2 separate regions of the Homo sapiens genome follow, and region 1 is linked to region 2. Evidence: chromatin loops called from intact Hi-C (ENCODE). Cell type or tissue: CD14-positive monocyte. All regions are shown on one strand. Links, peaks and the distances in the headings refer to the core of each region. The heading gives the core; the rest is flanking DNA. Region 1 overlaps WWOX (WW domain containing oxidoreductase). Region 2 overlaps WWOX (WW domain containing oxidoreductase).

Region 1 (11,386 bases), core at 1,296-9,295, 55 kb after region 2:
TATTTCTTCATCAGATATTAATTCCAGAGGGTTTCACCCATTATAAAATGGACATAAAGCCTGGGGTGGTGATGGTGCTGCCTCTGTAACCAGGCTCAGCTGTGTGTCTTCGTGAGCCTCCTTGTGGACCCTCAAATGTGGGAAGGAGATAGGGGCAGGAGGAATTGGGGAAATAGGAACCTTAGAAACCCTGAAGAAGTGGAAAGAGAAAAGGAAGGTCAGTCATTCATTCAATTGCTTAATTTGCTTCTTTCTTTTTCTCTTCTTCTTTCTCTCTCTTCTCTCTCTCTTTCTCCCTCCCTCCCTCCATTTCTTCATTCCTTTCTTGTCTCCCTGTCTATCTGTCTGTGTATATCTATTCATCTATCCATCCATCCATCCATTCATCAATCCATTTATCCACTCTGAATAGAAACCTAATATAGATATACAAAATGAAAAACTAGGAAAATGCAAGAAACCTTGACAAAATTGCTACTGTTTCTAATTCCAATACTTAATAATAACCACTGCTACATACAAGGACATTTGTGTCTGGTCTTTTTCCCTATTCCAGGCACATGCATTTTAATACAGTTGAGATCATATTGTATGTCTGATTTTTTAGCGTATTAGATTTTTTACATTATTAAGTTAATACATGCTCATTTAAATAAGTCAAACAATATGAATATATAAGAAGAAAACGCTCGTAATTTATGCTCTACCTCTTCCCTTTGCTAAGTGGCAATTTTGGACCTTCTGTGACCGTGCAAACATGCAGATTATACATGCACTATAGGAGTGGAATGTATGTGACTTAATAGCGTAATATTTTGTCCATTATTTTAAAACTTGCTTTATTTGGTCAAGACATACGGAACACGTATAGATCAAACAAAAATTTTTAAAAATGCTTGCATACTGCTCTGTGCTGTGGAGTAGCCCTAATTAAATCAATCATTCCTCTGTTTATGGGCATTCCATTTCTTTTCAATTTTGATATTATTGTTGTTTTAGCCCTTATGAATACTACAGCAATATATGTTATTATATACTGCTGGTTTTAATTTTGTAGGACAGATGGGATTTCTGAGTCAAAGGTCAGGTGACATAATTTTGTATCCTGTGGTTTTACTTAACACTATGCAGAACGATTTCCTCGTATTGTTGAAAACTCTTGGTAGGGGTTTTTTTTTTAATTGGCTGGAAGCACTTCATCATATAGTTGTACCAAAGTTTGCTTAACATCCCCCTTATTACTCAGCCTTTGGGTGGTATCCAGTTCTTTGCTTTGATAAATAATGCTGAGATGAACATCTTTCTGCATGGCTCTTTTTCCTTCTTTTGACATACTTGGAGTTCTAGAAGTGGAATTACTGGGTCGGAGGTCACAAATGGAGAGGTCTTTTAAATCTCAGCCTGCAAACAATCCCACTGCAGGTTTAGGCTGCATGTTTCATCCATTTGCAGCTGTAGCATTTTACAAACCACAGCATAAACCCTAGGAATAATTCTGTTCCCCACTGGGATAGAGCATTGTTATTAATATAATTTTACAAACATCATTCGTTTGAAAGCTTTATCCAGCCTCACCACAGCTCATTAGTGAACCTTCTGACAATCCCGGGGCAGTTTGTGGATTCTGCAGCAGACAGGTTATCGTGTGCTGAAGGGTACCGCAGGGGAACCTTCCAACATCCCCACCCTACCCAAAGGATGATTCCTGCTCACACCAGCCAGCTGGAGACATTAGAGCATTACTTCTCGGTGGCAAGGGAGGGACTCTTGTTCTTTCTGGTGGTTCGTTTTCATCTTCAGGTCATGCCCTGTGTCACCTGACTCAGGCACCATTAGCATCTGGGGCTGTACACGTCTTTGTACTGCACACTGTAGGGTATCCAGGATTCCTGGCCCTGCCCCATGATATACCAGCGCCATGTTGTCATCAAAACGACCGGAAATGCCTTTTGTGTCTCCCTACTTCCCTTTTTAACATGTCAGCCCTTGGTCTCGATATTCACATCTATATTTTTCCTTATCCCGTTAATATATGTTATCTAAATATGTGCCATCTTTGTTTATGGGCTTTTGGTGTAAGAACTCTCTGAGAATGCAGTGATTCTTCACTGGGATTGGAAGGGATCAGAAGGAGGGAAAGTAATTAGCGGGGCCTGTTATAATGGGGTTGGTGGGGTTATTTGTGCTTTTAAAGTAGAATATCAGGGTGTTTAAAAGCCAAGATTCTGGAGTCAGAAGGCCTGGGTTCAAATCCTGACCCCTCCTCTTGCAAGCTTGTGACACCGGGCAAGTTATTAACCTCTTTATGCCTTTATTTTACTATAAATATGGGATAATTATAGTTTTTACTGCATAGTTTTGTTATGAGGAGTAAATGAGTCACTATTTCTGAGACACTTCGTGCCTGGCACAGAACGAGCACTGTGTGTGTGTTACAGAAATATATGTGGGTGGGTGTGTTTCTGTTTTCCGTAATTCCAGCTAGGCAAAGACATATTTAACAAAAGCCTTCTGGGCTGATGAGCATCCTCAGAAAGTAGGCTGAGGGAGCTCTTTTAAGGCAGCAGGACTAAGAAGGTAAAGACATGTACTAGGCGGGTCAGCATAGTGGTGGCCCTCGTCTGACACACATATTTCAGGAGGGGTCACCCCTGCCGTCTTCCATGTTGGGGTGCTCTTCTCTGGCAACCCACTATGGGTACTCCACTGCTGGCCTTCATGCAGGTGGAACCACACCGGGAAGACCCAAGCCGAGGGGAGAAGGCGTGAGCAGAGCAGGTGGCAGGCACCATGAGGCAGGGCTAGCCTTGCCCACTGTCTGTGGCTGACCAGCTAGACTCTTTTCCTTTTCTTGCAAACCTAATGTAGGTACAAGGTCAAGGCTCCCTGTGAGGCTTGCATAGCACCTTCAACCTTCTAGTCTTTGTCCTCCCAGAAGGAAAAAAATGAGAGGAGGGAGGGACACAAGAAAAGAAGATGCATTTTGTCAGCCACCGTGCTATGAAATGCTAGCGCAGATGACGTTCAGAACTGCCCTGTGAGCAGACATAAAAGCTTAGGCTCAAAGAGATTAAATGTCTTATTTCTGCTTTTGGAAGATACACATTTTATTTTTTTCTGTGTCTCTGAATTGGCATCCAACCATAATCATTGTGCTAATTTACTGTATTCTTACTCTCCCTCTCCAGTGCTGTGAGTAAATCAGTGTGTTCCTTATACTTAATAACATACTAAGTGGCAATAATAATTATTATAACAAATGTATCAAATAACTATGTGTGAACTCTGCATGTTTCAGCCCATTTAATACCCATTACCTACGGAGGTGGTTTCTACTATTGCACCCACTCTACAGATGAGAAAATGGAGGCACAAAAAGTTAAATCATCTGCCCTAGGTCCCAGAGCTGGAATTTGAACCAAAGGTTCTGTGCCTCCCAAATTTGTATTCTTATCTCTGCATCACACTAACACTGTCACTCAGTCCTTTTCTCACTGCTCTGGTCTCTATACTTAGAGCTTCGAGACCTGCCACTCAGATGACTCCAGAAGAAAACACGCTTTGGTGTCGTGCTTGCCTTTGCCCTTGTCACTTTCTCAACTCTCCTCACCTCTGTGACTGCATCTTTATAACTCTCCTTTATTAGTGCTTTTGCTGGAGGAGGCAAGCATGAACATTGTCAAAAGGACTCAAAATGGGGAAAAGTGGCAGCAATTGCCAGCACAATCACTGAAAAATCTTCTGAATGGATTGTAAATTAAACCCTCCCCCAAATGCTCAGAACTGTTGAATTGACTAATTCAAATTCATTGAGTCAGATGCAGTTAGTGTAACAGTCTATAGTAACAGTGTAGACTATTAGTTTGTAGAGTCCACACAGAAGAGTCCAATTTTCTTTGCACAAAGAGCCTACCATTCATTTATTCAACAAATGCTTTTGAACACCCATCACTGTGACAGACAGTGGCAATGCATGTAGGAACAAAGTGTGTCCATGGGGGCAGAGACCTGGAATAATCAGTCACCATGTAAGGAAATTCACCAGACCACCAATTTCCACGCCTTGTATGTTTCTGTTGTCTTTGCTGCAGACTGACCAAAAGCACAAGACAAACTCTTGTCCACTTGGATTTTAGCATCTTTCCCTGACCCTGCCTCTGACTCTGGTGTTGTGCACCCACTCTGCAACTCTCCAAGCTCCAGCCCTGTAGTGCCAGCCTGTACCTGCCTCTCCTGAGGGTCAATATGGCATCCAGCCTTGGTGAAGTCTCCCACCCCGTGGTGATTCATATCTGACCCTGAGAATTTTCCACCTTTCCCAGAAGAGTGGGAGTCTAGGAAGACAAATAGCCAAGATAGGAGTTTGAAGAGGAGGCACCAATGGCAATTTGGGTTGTTAATTCCTCCAGCTAATTTAGTTCTGATTTCCCCATGCTCTTGGCAGTGAGACAGTTGGCTCCAGAGGAAGGTGATAAAAAGGAATCAGTCAAGGAACAATCAAGAACGTGTTACTTTTTTGGATAATCATTGGCTGTAGGGATTCTCCTTTACATTTTAAAGAGGGATGAGGTTGAGTCTGTCCCTAGCACTGACAATGAAACATTTATGCTGTTTATAAAAATCAGGAAACACACAAATAATTTGATTAACGCTCACCTTCTGGTCCTTTTGTGATTTGAGAGGTCTTGAGATAAGAAAAACTGTGGATGAATTTTACTGAACTATTGAATTGAGAATGGCTGAGGGGGAGAGGCCCCTTCCCTCTGTGAAATATAGGGAAAAGTTGTTTTTCTTTTCTCCTAGTTTCAGAATACTTGGACTTACAGTCCCAAATAGCATCATTTCCTGGTGAAGCCCCCTGAACCAGACAGGAAACTGCCTCTCTTCAATAAGAGCAGAGGCAGTCTCAATAAAAAACAAAATTTCAACCCATCCTCCGCTTTGGTGGCAGGCAGTTCATCTTCTCACCTCTACTTATTTACAGTTTGAGGGGAAAAAAGAGGTAATACTTGAAAGTGTATTTGACCATATTTTCTAACTGGGAGACAATTTTTTTCTTTAACAATTACTTTTGGACATATTACTTGTTAGTTAAAGGAGATGTGACACCTCCTGCCCCCTGGCCAGCCAAGATCCATTTGTCATCCAGGTAGCCTCAGAACGGATTGAGAGCTCGCCGCACAGATCTCATGTCAAAGACAGGCGCGTCTGTCTTTCACGGCTTGGGTTGTCAGGATGCAGGGAGGGCCTTTTGTCAAACACCTGCCGATGAGCGTTTGGCAGAGCCTGTGCTAAGACATCATAGATTTCCTTCTGTGTTGTCTTGAGAGCAGAGAAGGTGGCAGGTTAAAGGGAATCAGGAAAGAAATGAGAGTGAGGATAAACGAGAGGGTGTGGTTCTCAGGGTAGAATGCATCGGACACTGCCTAGTGTGAGAAGGGACTCATCTGTTTTCTAGGAAGTACTATAAAAAAGATAAATTTAGTGCTCAGATATCTGAGGCCTGATATTAGGAAAAATACGGTAAGGCATACATTTAGAACAGATGCCATGTCTGTGTGTGTGTGTGTGTGCATGCGTGTGTGTGTGTGTGTATTATTAATATGTCTGCTGGCCTTGAGAAGGTACATTCAGAGAATTTTCTGAAGTCTTTTTCACATGGCCTGTATTGTCAAAAAATGATGTTGGGTGTTTTCTGCCTGTGGCTGTGGGCCTCTGTGTTCACACAGATGGTCATATGTTCCTAAAGGATACATCCAGGACTGTGCTGACTTATTTGGGGTGGCTGAGAAGAGACATGAGCCAGATGATAACAGGAATAATTCAGTGTGTGCTTCCCATGGCTGCTGTAACAAACTGCACAGCCTAGAGGGCTTCAAACAACAGGAATATTATCTCACAGTCCTAGAAGCCAGACGTCTGAGACCACAGTGTGGACAGGGCCATGCTCCTTCTCTAGAGAACTCTCCTTGCTCCTCTCGCTTCCGGTGGTTCAGTGGCAACGCTTGGTGTTTCCTGGCTTGCAGCTGCAACTATCTGACCTCTGCGTCTGTCCTCCCACGGCCTTCTCCCTGTGTGTTTCTGGATCTCTTCTCCTTTGTTATCAGGACACTGGTCACATTGGATTAAGGGCCTACCCTATTCCAGTCTGACTGCATCTTAACTGTTTAACTCTGTATTCCAATCTAATTACATGTCTATTTCCAAGTAACGTCACATTCTGAGGCAATGGCGGTTGGGACTTGAACATATATTCTTCGGGACATGATTCAACCTATAACAAGTAATACTAGTAATCATCTCACTCCTGTAAACAGTACAGTTGCCATACCTCAAGTATCTAGTATACTTGGGACATTAGTCTGGGAATTTTTCTCCAATCCTCACGCTAGCATTTCTAGTAATGAGGAAACTGGGGGTCAGGGAAGCTTAGTCCACATTTCTCACCTTTTCTCCTTTTCTCCCATCCCCCAGCCAGTTTTTCAACATATTGGTTTTTCACCACATGCTCACTGCAGTGAATGTTCACTCCCAAGCCCAAAAGTAGACATGTGGAGTGACAGGTGTCACTATATCATAATATGAAGAATTTCAAAAGCCAGAAGTGCTTGAGAAAATATAAATTGTGCAGTAAAAGAAAACACCCTAAATGTGCAGAGCAGGAAGTAGAATGACTCTTTGGGTATTGTGTTTGTTAGGGGGGTCATTAGAAAATCATAGACACTGAGCCGAACCCCCTGGGTTCAAATCCCAGCTCCACCACTTACGAATTGAATGACTTTGAGAAAGTTACTTAAATGCTGCGTACTTCATTTTCCTCCCCTGTAAAACGGGTTAATATCAGCACTTATCACATAGTTTTTGAGAAAGCTAAACGTGCTTATCTATAGTGGTTATTATTACTAGAAAGAATATCGTGGTGCCCCCAAACATGGATTTAACAAGCATTGATCAAATACCTCCTATGCCCCTACGAACCAGGTACTAGAAATCCACTCCTTTCACTTGCTTTTGTTCTGTTGTGTTTTTGAGACAGAGTATCGCTCTGTCACCCAGGCTGGAGTGCAGCGGCGTGATCTCTGCTGACTGCATTCTCCATTTCCCAGGTTCAAGCGATTCTCCTGCCTCAGCCTCCCAAGTAGCTGGGACTACAGGCCCCTCCACACCGCACACCGCCACCACGCCCAGCTGATTTTTAGTGGAGACAGGGTTTCACCATGTTGGCCAGGCTGGTCTTGAACTCCTGACCTCAAGTGATCGGCCTGCCTCAGCCTCCCACAGTGATGGGATTACAGGCATGCGCCACCATGCCTGGCTAATTTTTGTATTTTTAGTAGAGATGGGGTTTCACTATGTTGGCCAGGCTGGTCTCGAACTCCTGGGCTCAAGCAATGCACTGGCCTTGGCCTCCCACATTGCTGGGATTACAGGCGTGAGCCACCATGCCTGGCCCCCTTTCACTTGTATTTTTTGAGAAGAGAAAGAAAGAATTATGAATGAATTCTTCTGAGCTGTGAGTCCTTCCTGTGCACCAGGCATGGATGGCAAGGCACGATTGATAATGTTCCCTCTTATCTCGAAATGTCCACTCTCTCTCCCATGCACGGGGAGTCAAGCTGTGCTCTTCAAACACAAATTCCTTCTCCCACTTCCTGGGTAGTTATGCTCTTTTCTTCCCTGAGGTTGCTAATTGTGGGCAGTACAGTGTAGAGTCACTTTGATTTTTCTCATCTCCTTCCTGGAATGTGCCACAGAAGAAAACCCACGAAGTCTTGAGCTAAACGAAGCAGAGATGGGAGAAGGGACAAGGTGGGAGGCGGTAGTGGTGCTGCATGGGATAAAAATGGAAACACACACTTTTGCCCTCTGTACCCAAAAGGAAATGTCGGTGGAGGCAGGCGTTCAAGCTGGCCTCGTGTTTGTGGTTTTAGACACAGCTTTGAGTCGTGACCGGTGTGGCCAAGACCTATTTCCCTTGCAAATGCTCTCTCTCTTTTTTCGGTAACTGTGTTACTAAAGTTCTCTTAGATACTTTACATTTCCTTTCACGGATTTCCAAAATTTCTTTCTTTGAGAATGTCAGGACCAGTAGGAGGTTCAGCACGCATTGCCAGAGAAATCACAGATGACTAATTGGAATGCCTCAGAATCATTCTCCTTTTGTTTCACCTAATTTCCACACTTACGAAGTCAAACTCTCAGTTAAATGTTTATCTAGCAATTCATTTCTTCTGAGCCATCTGTTGCTAGGCAGGATCTGCAGACCTCTTGGTTGCATGTGCTGGGTTGGGTCCTCCAAGTCTCTTAGCACAAAGTCCTGATGTTTAAATCCTGCAAGCGAATTGCCACCTTTATTTCCAAGTTCTCCTCGAAATCCACATTCTTCCCTACAGACAACGGTGGGGTTCAGTGTTTGCTTTTCCTGGGGCTGCTCGGTTCTCTCACCTTGCATTTCTGTGGCGCCAAGGTAAGCTGAAGGCATTAGTATTCACACTTGTGTGTGAGCAGCTGAGCTAACATGCACCAGAGGGAAAATATTACTTCTCATAAATGCTCAATAATTATAGTCTTTATTGCATGCAAATCTATATTGTGACACATAGTGGAAAGCTTTTGGATTCTGTGTGGAAGAGTTGACAGAGATTTGCAGGTGAAAAAGAAAAGAAAAAAAATACAGATACGTGTATATATAGAGAAAGACAAAAACTTGTCTGCTAGAAACCTAGGGAGAGAGATGGTATTGCCCCTGGGACATTGGACTTTCTGTTTCCAGCATGGTCTGTCGTCTTCCATAATGGCATTTAATTTTGGAAAAATTGCCTGAGCATTTGGAACAGGCATCTATTAGGAAAGCCTATTTCTTTTTTTTTTCTTTTTGTTTTTTCTGAGACAGGATCTCACTTTGTCACCCAGGCTGGAGTACAGTGTCACCATTGTGGCTCACTGCAGCCTCGACTTCCCAGGCTTAGGTGATCCTCCTGTCTCAGCCTCCCGAGTAGCTGGGACTACAGGCATGCACCACCACTCCCAGCTTTGTGTGTGTGTGTGTGTGTGTGTGTGTGTGTGTGTGTGTGTGTGTGTGTGTGTGTTTTGTAGAGACAGGGTCTCACTGTGTTGGCCAGGCCGGTCTCAAACTCCTAGCTTCAAGCGATCCTCCTACCTTGGCCTCTCAAAGTGCTAGGATTACCTGCATGAGCCACTGTGCCCAGCCTAGGAAAGCATATTTTTGAGGAATAATTATTTCTAGTAATTTCTGTTCTAATCTAAGGGGTTTGAGGTTATCTTTTGACAATAGATGTTAGCTAGGAGAGATAAGAAATGGAGCAAGGGAGGGGTTTCATCCCGCCGTGTTCATTTGCTTGGCTGTCCTGAAATTGCGAATACACAGTTGTTACCTGCTCCCGGTGGGAGGGGGGGGATATTTATTTGGCATCTTGCAATTGATAGGAGCTGAGTGATTTTAGTAGGTAGTTTAACTCCTTAAAAACTTCCAGTGGTTTCATATTCTACCTAGTTTTAGGTGACAGCTGGTATGGGGTGGGGAAGGGGGGGGGGATAAAGATATTAATTTGGAAGCATTTGATTGCTCCATTATTTTATCATCTTCCCATGGAAATGTTTTCATAACGCCTTGTTTTTTAATTATTATTATTATTTTTTGAGACAGAGTCTCACTGAGTCGCCCAGGGCGGCGGTGTGATCTCGGCTCACTGCAACCTCAGTCTCCCAGGTTAAAGCAATTCTTCTGCCTCAGCCTCCCGAGTAGCTGGGATTTTAGGTGTGCAACACCACGCCTGGCTAACTTTTGTATTTTTAGTAAAGACAGGGTTTCACCGTGTTGGCCAGGCTGGTCTCGAACTCCTGACCTCAAGTGATCTGCCTGCCTCAGCCTCTCACAGTGCTGGGATTACAGGCGTGAGCCACCGTGCCCGGCCTCATATCCTTTTTTATGGAAAAAAAAAATCGGGAATTAGCGTGTAGCTATTAGGCGTAGATTCCTGCCTAAGGTCTGGATATGAATTCCAAAGACCACTGGACTTTGGAATATTCGTAGGTCTCTGAAAATTCAGACCCACAGAGGCCTTACCCCGCTACAGAGAGGCCCCAAGAGAGAGGCCTCACACCCTCTGGCTCCACTGAAATTCACTTCACGTTTCCAACTTGGATTAAACTGGCACGACAGTTCAGTCAAATGTCAAGTCCATTTTGTCAAGGGAGGGAACTCATTCAGAAGATGAACTAGTTGGTGTTACTTAGATGATTAACTACTTGGCATTAGGTAGAAGAGGGCTCTGCCAACTACAGTTCATGGACCAAATCCTGCCTGCTGTTTGTTTTTGTAAATAAAGTTTTATTGGAACACAGCCAGGTGCATTTGTTTACCTATTGTCTATGGCTGCTTTTGCACTACAGTAGCAAAGTTGAGTACTTATAAATGTAGAGCCTGCAAAGTCTAAAATATTTACTATCTGCCCTTTTGCAGGTAAATTTGAGGACTCTTGAGTTAGACAGCTAATTAGTTGGTGTTACCTAAATTTTGTGAATTGTGGCTAAATCTCTCATTTGTCTACACATTCAAATAAAATCATGTATCAAAGGTGATGTGTGTATAATAAGATGCTGGGAAGATGAGCAAAGCATGACTTCTTTTTTTTGTTGTTTGTTTGTTTTTAAGAGACGGGGTCTCGCTCTGTTGCAGTGTCGCCCAGGCTGGAGTGCAGTGGCACAACCTTGGCTCAGTGCAGCCTCCGCCTCTCGGGTTCAAGCGATTCTTCTGCCTCAGCTTCCCGAGTAGCTGGGACTACAGGCACCTGCCACCACACCTGGCTAATTTTTTTTGTATTTTAGCAGAGACAGGGTTTCACCGTGTTGCCCAGGCTGGTCTCGAACTCCTGAGCTCAGGCAATCTGCCCGCCTCTGCCTCCCAAAGTGCTGGGATCACAGGCGTGAGCCAGCGCGCCCAGCCCATGACTTCTCTTTATGGGAGAGAAAGGCCACCGAGATAGTAAGTGGACATCAGGACATGGATTCTATTAAATCTAACACCTTTATCTTTGCATTTCCATACATTTTGCTTATTTCAAAGTAGCTACAACTGCACAAAGAATGGGCTGTCCTCTCCTGCTACTTTATAAAAGCCAAGTTTTTGCTTCTAGCTGGTCGAAGGTCCTGTGGGAGCTCACGTTTTTCTCAATTACTGATGATCATTTGAGACATAATTTGGAGAAGGTTTCTATCAAATCCTAGCTGGACTGCAGTGAAATGTTTTCAAACTAGAGAAGCACCAAATAGGCCATGATAAAGAATAAATACCACCTACCCCAACCTGGCAAATGTGTGCTCACCCAAAAGTAGTGGAGCCTCAAGCTCAGGGAGATGTGACTGG
Region 2 (11,386 bases), core at 2,113-10,112:
ATGAATATGTTCAGGGAGGCTGTTGATGGCAAGAAAAGAAGGGTGATGGGTTGGGCTTATATTGTTTAGTGGAGCAAAACAGATGTGAAACATTTGTGTCTTAAAGTGTTTTGGTCAAGAGAAACTAAATTGGTTAGAAAGTGTGCAATTTTGCAAGCTTTATAAAAGTATAAACCAATGAGTCTGGACTCTGTTCCCTAAAGGGGATGAGGAATGAAAATGAAGGTTTGCAAAGACATCTTGCCAGACCCTTACATATTTTAATTTAAGGTGGTATTACTGTCCTCATTTTCAAGCTGAAGAACCAAGCTCTGAGAGAGTTAATGATTTTCTCCAGATCATTCACATTCATTTCTGTTACACAGCTGGGATTATAATCCATGCCTGTCTGACTCTGAAACCTATTTTCCCATCTTTTTTTTTTTTTTTAGGGATAAATTTCTCCCAAACTATATGCAGATCCTGCTAGAGACTGCCCATCCCTCTATCCATTTCTCAGTTTGAAAAGAAATCCTGGAATTCAGAATGATGAATATTCATTTTAACATCATCTTAAAATGTCCTTATAGATGTATATTACAGCTGTAGTCTGCCAGGCCAAGAATTCGATTGGCATTTCCAGAGTACTGTTGATTGTATTTTAGAATCTTCCAAACCTCCGTAATTGTCTTGTTGATTTCAAACACCCTGAGAACATTTCCTAAATGCTCATAGCGTCCAATAGCATGGGAAAGTAAATGGTTTATGAGGAGAATTTGGGATGTGCAAAATAAGCCTTTGAAGAGAGTGCATTATCTGAAGCCTGACATTGTAACAGCTTCTTAATTACGCTTTCTTTCATGTGGCATTTTTATGGGATCCAGTACGCCCAGGCTCAAATGATAGACATTTCAACTCCTACATCCAAGTGTAGGGAGTCCCAACTTTTTGAATCCATCCGTGTGGCAAATGTAGCTGGACCCTTGGGATGAAGACCCTTCCTGCATCCTCCCAAGGAGACAAGTTCTGGGCCATAACTCTAGAGCAACCCCAACCCCCAGGCCATGGACCAAGTGTCAACAATGTTGACATTGTGAATCCCTGATCTGGAGGAACATAGCTTTGGGGCAGTGCCAGGATTTAATATGGGTTCTTTGGACTTCAGAGCCCCTTGTGCTAAATTGAAACATTATGGTGTTGCTTTGAGCAAACAATTAGCATTTTTGCCATAGCTTTTTACTTCTCCATGTTGAAATTATCAAAGATTATCGTCGAAGGCGTGGTTTCTTTACTATCTGTCTTCTCCAGGAGACTGTCATCTCTGTGAGTGCAGGAATCCGGCTGGTGGTGTTTTTACTCTAACACCTCTTTCAGTACATACATACAGTAGGTGCTTAGTAGATGTTTACTGAATGAATGGATAAACATGTACAAAATTATGATCCCTTGTGTTAAATATGGTAGGGAAGCAACATAATGTGCCCTGGAGTTTCACAGAAGAAGGGGCTTTCTTCCAGCTTGGGGATGGAGGTGAGCTGTCATTCTGGATGATGTGATGGGGAAAGAGGATGTGAGCTGAGGCTTGGAACCAAGCAGAGCTTGGGCTTTGGGGTGCTGGGAGGACAGAATGCTGGAAACAGAGGTAAGAAGGGTAAGCACCTAGTCAACATGAGTGATTTAGCTTTGGGAGCTGATCAAGTGATATGATTTGGCTCTGTGTCCCAACTCAAATGTCATCTCGAATTGTAATCCCCACGTGTCAAAGGAGGGACCAGGTGGAGGTAATTTGATCATGGGGGTGGTTTTCCCCATGCTGTTCTCATGCTAGTGAGTGAGTTGTCATGAGATCTGATGGCTTTGTAAGTGTTTGGTAGTTCGTTCTGTGTTCATTCTCCCTCCTGCCGCCTTGTGAAGAAGGTTCTTGCTTCCCCTTCGTCTTCTGCCATGGTGGTAAGTTTCCTGAGGCCTCCCCAGTCATGTGAAACGGTGAGTCAATTAAACCTCTTTCCTTTATAAACTACCCAGTCTCAGGTATTTCTGTGTAGCAGTGTAAGAACAGACTAATACAGCAAGGGAGCAGTGATGGAGCACAGGCTGGAAAACTGAGTTGAGGGGTCAGTGGTGGACCCTGAAGGTTAGACTAAGAAATTTAGACTCCAGCCTACATAAATTTAGACTCCATGCAGAATGACTGGATGTCCTATAGGACATGCAAAGCCACAGGGAATTTTGGAACAGGAAATTGTGCTCAAAGCTGAATTTTGAGGAGGTAAATACAGCCTCTGTGTGTAAGACAGAGAAAAGGAGAGAGTGGGAAGTAATTTATGTATCACAGTTGCCTAGAGAAGACAGAAAATAGGTGCCTGGCTTATGTGGCCACTGCTTTTTTTTTAAACTTATTTCTTTAATTTTATTTTTTTTTAAATTAGGATTAAAAAATGTACATATACACATAAAATATTTATTTTTGAATAGGTAATACTTTTATATGGTTCAAAAATCAAAAGTAGAAGATAAAAACAAGGTGTATATGTATATATATTTATATACCTATGTGCATATATAAAATCCTTGTATACATATACACACACACACCTATGTTTTTCTTTATGTGTGTTAAAATCTCCCTCTACCCCTTTCCTTTAGCACCTAATTCCTCTTCTGAACCGATGTTATTTCCTGGTGCATCCTTCTAGACATTATTATGCATTTACAAGGCAATATGTTTGTATATTCTTCTGCCCTCCCCTTCACTTTGCTATACACACCTTGCTCTTTTTGCTTGACAATATATCTTAGAGATGGTTCTAAATCAGCATATAAATTATTTCTTCATTTTTTAACAACTGCTGAGTATTACACTGTGTGGATGTTTCATAATTCATTGAACCAATTCCCTATTGATAGACATTTGGGTTGTTCCCAGCCTTTTGCTATTGCAAATTGTGCCGCAACGTGTAACCTTGCACCGACATCGCTTCCCACGTGCATGCATGTATTTGCAGGATTGAGTCTTAGAAATAGCAGCATCGGCTGAGAGAGTATGCACTCCGGTCGTTTTCATAGATATTGCCAAATTGCCCTCTACGGAGGTTGTTCTGATTTACATTCCCACTAAGCAACATACGACAGTTAGGGTGGCATTTCCTGACTCCATGCTTTGTAGCTGGGTGGAGGGGTGGACTGAGAGTACATGTGGATGGGAAGGTGCAAGTGAATGCTCTCAAAATGTGCTTTAAGGAGAAATATTTTGTTGGGACACAGAAGTTAGACTGCAAGAAGGAGAAGATTGGATTCAGGGCAGGAAATCAGTACAACTTGCAGTAGTCCACATGACAGTTACGCAAAGGCCTGGTCTGATAGAGGAACAAGAGAGAGAGAAAGTGCATGGCAAAGACCCATCATTGATGAGTGACTGGATGTGAGGAATGGAGCAGGGGAGATGCTGATGATTTGGTTACCCCCTTCTCCATCCCCCACCACCCACTGATGTTATTATCCAGTAAGGACCAGGAGAGAAGAAGAGATTTAAGAAGAAGACAATGGCTGTGGTTTGATGAAGATAAAACGCCCTGCCAGAATCATTTGAGCAAAAGCTTAATGTTGTTTGTGGCAATGTCACTTACTCCTGATCCCATTGGAGAAATCTTTCCTATCACTTCCAATCCACGTGTGTTCAGACAAACACTAATTTTGTTAGTACAACGTCCCCTAATAGCTAAGAGTTAAAAAAAAAATAGGTCTTAGAAGTGTGAAAAACAAAAAACAAAAAACAAAAAAAAAAACACTAAACCCCAAATTTGTCCTTTTAACACTTTCAGCAACCCTGTAAAGTCATTATCATCCCCCTGTTACAGGTAAGAAAATTAAGGCTCAGAGAGGTTAAATAACTTGGCCAAGGTCACACAGCTATTAAGGAATGGTACCATGTCTTGGACCCAGGTTAACTTTAAATCCTGAGCTTTATAACGGTTTGATTTCAGTAGCAAATGCAGTGGCACAGAAGGGTCTGGGCATTTATTTCCAAAGAATGATTTCACTCAACTGAGGAATTCTAATGTTTTAACAGCATCCTACTTATTTCTAAAGTGTTGGGGTGAATTTGCCAAGGTTTGAAAAGTGCATTTGTAAGCCAGTAGGATTCAATCTGAAGTCAGGGATAACAGAGCCGGGGGCGGAGGCTAGGTCTCCTTACATATTTTGTTCACAATGGGACTAGAACACTCTGCAGAGTATGAAGGTTGTGATTCAGTTGCCCAAGCAGTAAGGCCTGACTGGTGTCACGATCCCACAACCCGCACAAAGGTGCCATTGTTGCCCAGTGTGAAGGGAGCTGAGGCATCACCAAAGGGGGCCAAGCGTCCCTTCTCTGGGTTAGAAATGTTGTTTTCCATTTGCTGGTAAACAACAGTCCAAGTTCATTGTCCTGACACAGAACTCTGTTTCTTCTTTTATGCTGAGAGTTTGCAAGTATGGATCTTGATAGGAATGCTTGCAAACAACGGTAGTTATAAAATGTTGCCTCCTGTATCTCAGTAGGCACTGTTCAAGCATTTGAACTTCATCAAGTATCAAGACAAGTCTAAGAGAAGGTGGGGAGAGACCATCAGGGCCTAGGATTGGAAAACCTCCAACGCAAAATAGAGATGTAGTTTTAGCGTGCTGCCCAATATTAAAAGATTGTATAAATGAGGGGGGCACACTTCCTGATATGTTCGTTATGCACATAGTCACACACCTCTCAGTGCCTTAAAATTTGTTATGATGCAGTCTATCTCGTATGGAACGATCTTGATGTATCTATCAAACACGGGAGAAAAACCACTTAAAATGTGTAAAAAGTTTATTAATAAAGGAGTACATGATTGTGTTTTAAAAGCTACATACATTAGGTTTAAGCTGCAGAAAATGGCGGTTTATTCCGAAAGACTGCTGTATTTATGCTTAAATAATTAGGATTACCTCTACCTGGTATATTTGCAGGGACAAGCAAAGCATACACTGAAAATAAATTCTCAAATGAAATTCATTTCACATTAGTTGCATCCCAACATTCCTTTATGGACTGCATTCCATGCCTGGCACTGTGCCTATGATTTATTAAAATCTAAAGCCATTAATAAATAAATTATTCAATCCATGCATTGAATTATCTAGCTCATTCAAAGACAGTCACAGTCCATCCCTCAAAGAGCTCATGGACCAGTCGAAGGAGGGTGACAGCCTGGGTCAAATTGGTGCTGAGCACACAGGCAGGGGTCAGGCTCCCTGGAGTGAAGTGTAAGCGTCGCTGTTCACTGGCTGAGTCATCTTTGGTAGGTCCCTTTACCACTTTGCCACTTTAAGTCTCCGTTTCCTCATCTGTAAAATAGAGGTAATAAAAACAGCTAATATTTACAGAGAGCTTACTCCTTGTTAGCAGTTTTCATTAATTAATGGGTGTATTTATTGGAATAACCGTGTAAGGTTGCCATTTTTATTTCCATCTGTGTGTTACAGATGAGATGTGTAATAGAAAGGGAATTTGCCCAAGCTCACAGTCACAGGCTGGTGGAGTTGGGATTTCAAACCCAGAGTGTCTGATTCCTGAACCTGTGCTCTTGTCTCTTCCTTCAGTACCACATACAACAGAGGGGACAAAATAATTTCTATATAAAGTGCTTAGCATAGTGCCTGCCACTTAGACCTCAAAATATATTGTTTTCATTGGATAATTAAATATAAAATAACATACAGCATGATGATTAATACAACTAATAAATAGTGCATTAGTATTATAGGCACAAAAGACAGTATGAAGTACAGCACAGATCATGAGGAGGGTAGGGTCAGTTCTACGTAAAAACAGGGTTAGTAAAGGCCTCAGAGAGAAGATGTCCTTTGAGCTGAGTCTTGAGACTCCAGAGATCAGGACTCAAGGACTGTGGAACCTGTACATTCACATCCTGGTAATCTTACATTGCTCAGAAGACTCCAGGGACATTGAGGTTGCCCCCATGGAGTTGAAACTCCTATGCTGATCACTTAGGAAGCCAAGAACAAATTAACCCAGGGCAACAAGAAACAATGACTAATTAGACCCTAATGAAGTGCTGCGGTACTGGCGTCCTTCCAGATTTGACTTGTAATCGCCACAATGTATTACAGATGCAGAGTCTTCATCTTGTTGGGCTGTGATCAAGTACATATGCTCCCCAGCAGTTCTTTGAGATTTCCATGTTCTCCGCACAGTGCGGAGCTACTGCGGGTGTGTGAGCCAAGGGGGCCCTGTGACCCTTGAAATAGAAAAGGGGGAAATGGCTGCATGCCAACCGAAGAGACCACTGCATTGTTGGCCATAAGTGAAACTAGTGAGATGTGTGGGATATCATAAAAAGAACATTGACATAATCCTTTTTTGGATGAAGTTATATCACAACCAGAACACACAATGACCAGCAGGCTTCTCTTTTTTTGTTTGATTTCACTCCTGAAAAGTGGGCTTTCTGTGAGAGTTGGACAGACTCCATGCTGCCCCTGCCTCCCGGGCCTTCCTTCCCAAGCAGGGATGAGCTCTCCTCTGCATGTAACAAGCAAGGTGATTCAGCAAGAAGACTGCTGGTCTCTCCCTTCCTCCAGGGCCATTTGTGAGAGTGAGACACAAAATATTAGAAGCAAAAGAAGAAGCTGTACTCCCAAGAGGCATGGATCCTTGAGTGAGTTATGTGCTTGGAAAAAATTAGTTTGCACATGAGGACACAAAGAGAGCCTGAAAAGCAGGAGGCTTTGAGGTCTTTTTTTCCCTCCTGATTCGGAGGGAAAAAAAATGTTGTTTGTGTTCATTTATGGAAATTAGATCTATCACATACTCTTATGCAATTTATGAAATGTTAAGCAATACCCCTGAATGTCCTAGTCCCAGGAAAGTTGAGAGTTGAGTGCAAGACGGGGACACCCAGGAGCCAGTAAATCAACTCTTGAATGATGGTGTATTAAGTGATAACCTTGTCATAGTTAAAGTCACACTGGAAGGATATATATTGAGGCTTTATCTCTGCCATGGTGTCAGCATCAGTGAATTAACACAGGGTGTCTTAACTTTTCAAAAACAGGACATGGGTGATCAAGCAGCAGTATATCTCTTTACTCCTTGTATTAGTCCATTTTCACACTGCTTGATAAAAACATACCCTAGCCTGGGAAGAAAAATCGGTTTAATGGACTTACAGTTCCATATTGCTGGGGAAGCCTTACAATCATGGTGGAAGGCAAGGAGGAGCAAGTCACGTCTTACACGGATGGCAGCAGGCAAAGAGAGTGAGCTTGTTCAGGGAAACCCCTGTTTTTAAAACCATCAGATCTCACGAGACTTATTCACTATCATGAGAATAGTACAGGAAAGACCCACCCCCATGATTCAGTTGTCTCCCTCCAGGTCCCTTCCATAACACATGGGAATTATGGGAGATACAAGATGAGATTTGGGTGGGGACACAGAGTCAAACCGTATCACTCTCCCACCCAACACTTGCAGAAACACACACACACACACACACACACACACACACACACACACCCCTTCCTACGTCCTACATCCCTGTACTTGGAAAGCAATCATATTTAAATCATTGCTGCTGGAACTTTAGTTGACTTTATAAGTTACATTTTACATAAAAAGGCAGCAGTGGTGAAGCTGGAAGAGGGCACCTAGGCTTTGATTTCAGGCAAGATTTTGTTAGGTCCCAGTATTGGGACTTCCGGTTGGTGGATTTTGCTCAAGAATAGTTTTCTCTTTGTCTAACGCTTCATGAGAGACAACCTAAATAAAGCCACAGCCAGTGTTACAGAAATAGTGTTTCGTGATTAAAATAATGGTACTTATTTGGGAGAGTTACTTGCCACGTTTCAGATGATTGGGAGGTAGTCTTTTCAGGAATATTCTGAGTTTGTTTCTTGATCTCGATAGCAGCAACCTTTCCATTTGCTCTCTGTCTGGTTTCTCTGTGTCTCTCTTTTTCCCTCAAACATCGCTTTTCTTTTTTTAAAACAAGAATAAATCCCTTAGGACCTTGCTAAGTTATTACTTATATTGTCGCTTAAAAAAAACTTTGGAAAGAGGCTCTGGCATACTTTAAAAAAGTTAAGCACACTCAAGCCTCTTTAATTCTAAATTCAGTTTTGAATATGCTTGTACTGATGTCAATGACTTTTCAAAAGAGAGTGTCCCAATTATTTAGGTGGCCAAGAGAAACAGCTTTAATTCTTTATCACATAAATATGCTTCAAACCACGATTTAAACCAGATGGATGGAGCACTGGATTAGTGGTGGGGCTTCTTGGCTGATCTGAGTTTCGCCTCCTCGATCTTGCCTGGGTCTGTTCTGTCACTTGGATCTTACCAGTCCTGGCAGGCACACAGCTCTGTGAGATTTTCCTTCTGGCTTTGCATGAAGCTTTTGAAAAGAAAACACATACATGCAAGTGACCTTTCTAGGGTTGTTTCTAGTTTCTTCGTCTTACATAAAGCCCCTGCTAATTTAGCATGGTGTGTGCCCGAGTTTATTTTCTTTTTAACAACTTTATTTATGTAATTAAGCGAGTGAAGTCATACATTTTATTGATCTAATGAAACGCATTTCATGGTTCCTCCTGCCCTTCATCTTCTGACCTTCCCCTTCAGATCACAGCCCTTTACTTTCGTCAATGAGACGCCACTTAACAATTTTCCACCTTGCCAAATTTGAGGTCCCCCTCAACATTAACGGGGAACCCAATATCAGTTCCTTAAATGGGAGCAAAGATTGATGTCAATATAAACTATGACACACATTCATATTGCAGAAAGGGTAAGAAATCCTTACACAGAACGAGTACGGTCTCTAACAGTAAAGTACAGAACAGGTGGTTCTCATTTTAGTATATTTAAACTTCAGGTCCTTAAATGTTCTTTTCTTTTTCCTTCATTCTGTTTCTTTATTATTTTAATGGAGTGCAAGGTGCAGTCTTTTTGAAGATGTAGAATGTGGCCTTATAAAAGCTAAGTGCTACTTTATATTTCTGCTGTCCTTGCCGGTGGCCTGCACTGGGGAGTTGTATATTGTATCAGTAATTTTAAAAGCCAGCAAGTGTTCTACCAGCTGAAGAAGTTTTCCTAATGGTGGCTGGTCAAACGTATTACTTAACTAGGCGTATAGAATTGAGGGGAAATGCAGGATGTAATGAAATGACATTGGTCAATCCTCAGTAAATGTTTTTTTCAAAGGCTTGGCACAAAAAATGTGCAAAATCTTGGAGGTAGATTTTTTTGGGGGCATTTGTCAGGGAAGAGATTAATATAATACTCAGTGAATTCAGGCAAGTCCTCAAGAAGAAAAATTTAAGGAGCAAATATGTGAGCCAGGATCTCATGCTGGACTATCTAAGCAAGCATGTAGGAAGAGTTTGTTTCTTCCTGCTATGGCCATAGAGGTTTGGTTGTCACTATGAAGAATGGGCCTGTGTTTTTTTTTAAAAATATGCTGATCTGGGTGAGGTCACATTTTGCTATTCTCAGTGGAGGGAATAATTGGGATTATCTTATGATTTTTTTTTCTCTTTAATTTTCTTACAAAGGAAAAAGAAAGAATCCAATTTGTTATAAATAACTGCTGAGGGCAGTACATGTTGCAGGTAGTCACTATCTGGGACTGGTGGCACAGGCAGTAAAGGATTCACCAAGACAGTTGTAGGTAAAGAAAGGTGGATTTATTGGAGAAGATAAGAAAGTACACTGTAAGGTTGCAACAGGCAGCCCAGCATGGAAGGGGCTGTCTGCAAAGAGGCAGGGGCTGGAGGGACTGAAGTTATACAGGGTCCTGTTGGAGGGAGCTATGTGCAGAATGAGGTCGAGGTCATTGTGCCTGCGGATTGTTTGTTGTTCTTCCCTACCCGGGGCCCACTCCTACCTGGGGCCTCTTCCTCATTGCTGCTTACTTATTAGAACTCCACAGTAGATTTTTTATAAATGCAGACACATACAGACACCCACACCCACACATACAGACACACACAGAAACATATACACATTTAGGTCGCGATTTCTTCACAAGGACATTCTTATAGACATGTCATGAAGGGACTTGGGGCTCAGAGAAATGAAGTAACTCAGCTAAGTCTGTACAGTACTTAGCCAGGGGATTTAGAAATCCACCCAGGGATGGCTCCAGTTGCCTGTTTCTTTTCATTTGACACGGGATGGCCTAATGGGTCCCCACCAGGGGTGGCTTGGAAAGGAGAAAGCAACTGCATTCCCACTGGAAGGTGTTCTGTAGCAAAGTGGAGTGAATGCCACCAATAATGAGTTCCAAACAGGGTATGTGTTTGCAGACAGGAGCTACATACATTTGAAAATTAGGATGATTTGAAATTGAAATGAGGGCTTATGCTGTTCATTGGATTAATTTTTCTCTCTTATAAATAAAAAATATATACAAATAATACATAAACATTGTTTTTCACTGTGGCTTGAATTTTCTAACAATTTTTTTCTTCTTCTCAGGAAATGTTTTCTTCTTATACCTCCAAAATAACCACTGTTGACAGTGTATTGTTAACCTTGCTAGAAAAAAATATTTATTTTTGATCCATACACGTAAATATGCATACTCATAAATATGCATTCATATTTTGTGTATGAGTACACTTGTTAATTTACATGTATGTCTTGATTTATATACATTGTTCTATACCTTTCCTTTTCCCATAATTTTATGGATTACATTTATTTTCATTTCTGTATATTTAGTTAATTCTTTTAAAAGGCTGCCTGTTATCCCATTGTCTGTCTTCACCATCATTTACTTATGTAATAAATCTGTTAAATAATTTTAATATAAATCTATTCATCTATCCATCTATTAAAAGAGATTTAAGTTATTTCTAATCTTTGCATATTATAAGTTGCATTTCAGCTTATACCTTGACTTTCTTTGACATATACATCAATAGGTAGAGTATATTCCTAGAAATTCAATTGTGGACCAATGAGATGTACTTCAAATTTTTAACAGATATTTCAGTATTGACCTCCCAAAATGTATTCACACACCCACCAAATCTAAGTGTCTGTGTAACACACAGATGCTGATTTGGAGTATTACCATTTTAAAAAAATAATATAGCTATCAGTCGTGTAAAAAAAATCCTCACCATTATTTCTTAATTTTACATTGTAATTGTGAGTGATGTTGGGTAGATTTTTGTACTTTTATTGACCATTCACATTTCTTCTTTTCTGAACTGCCTTTCCATATTCTCGGTCCAGCTTTCTATAAGATTGCTCTCATTTACTGGTGAGAGCTCTGTGTAAATTAAGGAAACCATCACCACCTTCGAATGGCTGACTATTGTAAATATTTTAATGTTTGTCGTTTGTTTGCAACCTTGTAAT

Evidence for each region. A loop is a pair of places that touch in the nucleus more often than their neighbours do. Peaks named below come from ENCODE experiments on the same cell type or tissue, not always from the same donor. Only the 100,000 strongest peaks of a DNase experiment are listed, where the experiment ranks them.
Region 1: a loop joins it to region 2, with 1.8 times the contacts of the local background. A loop is called at or near these places in 4 of 110 quality-filtered maps.

Annotation. Positions count from the first base shown.
Region 1 is chr16:79,180,390-79,191,775 of GRCh38, forward strand. The region is part of intron 8 of WWOX (WW domain containing oxidoreductase); the gene reads left to right. Among named protein-coding and RNA genes, the nearest start is that of MAF, 410 kb to the right of the region's middle. In CD14-positive monocyte, for the core only: no CTCF peak of the experiment used is centred there; no DNase peak of the experiment used is centred there.
Region 2 is chr16:79,124,634-79,136,019 of GRCh38, forward strand. All of the region lies in intron 8 of WWOX (WW domain containing oxidoreductase), which reads left to right. Among named protein-coding and RNA genes, the nearest start is that of MAF, 470 kb to the right of the region's middle. In CD14-positive monocyte, for the core only: no CTCF peak of the experiment used is centred there; DNase peaks (open chromatin) are centred at 3,328 and 5,278; H3K4me3 peaks cover 1,065 bases; H3K27ac peaks cover 1,054 bases.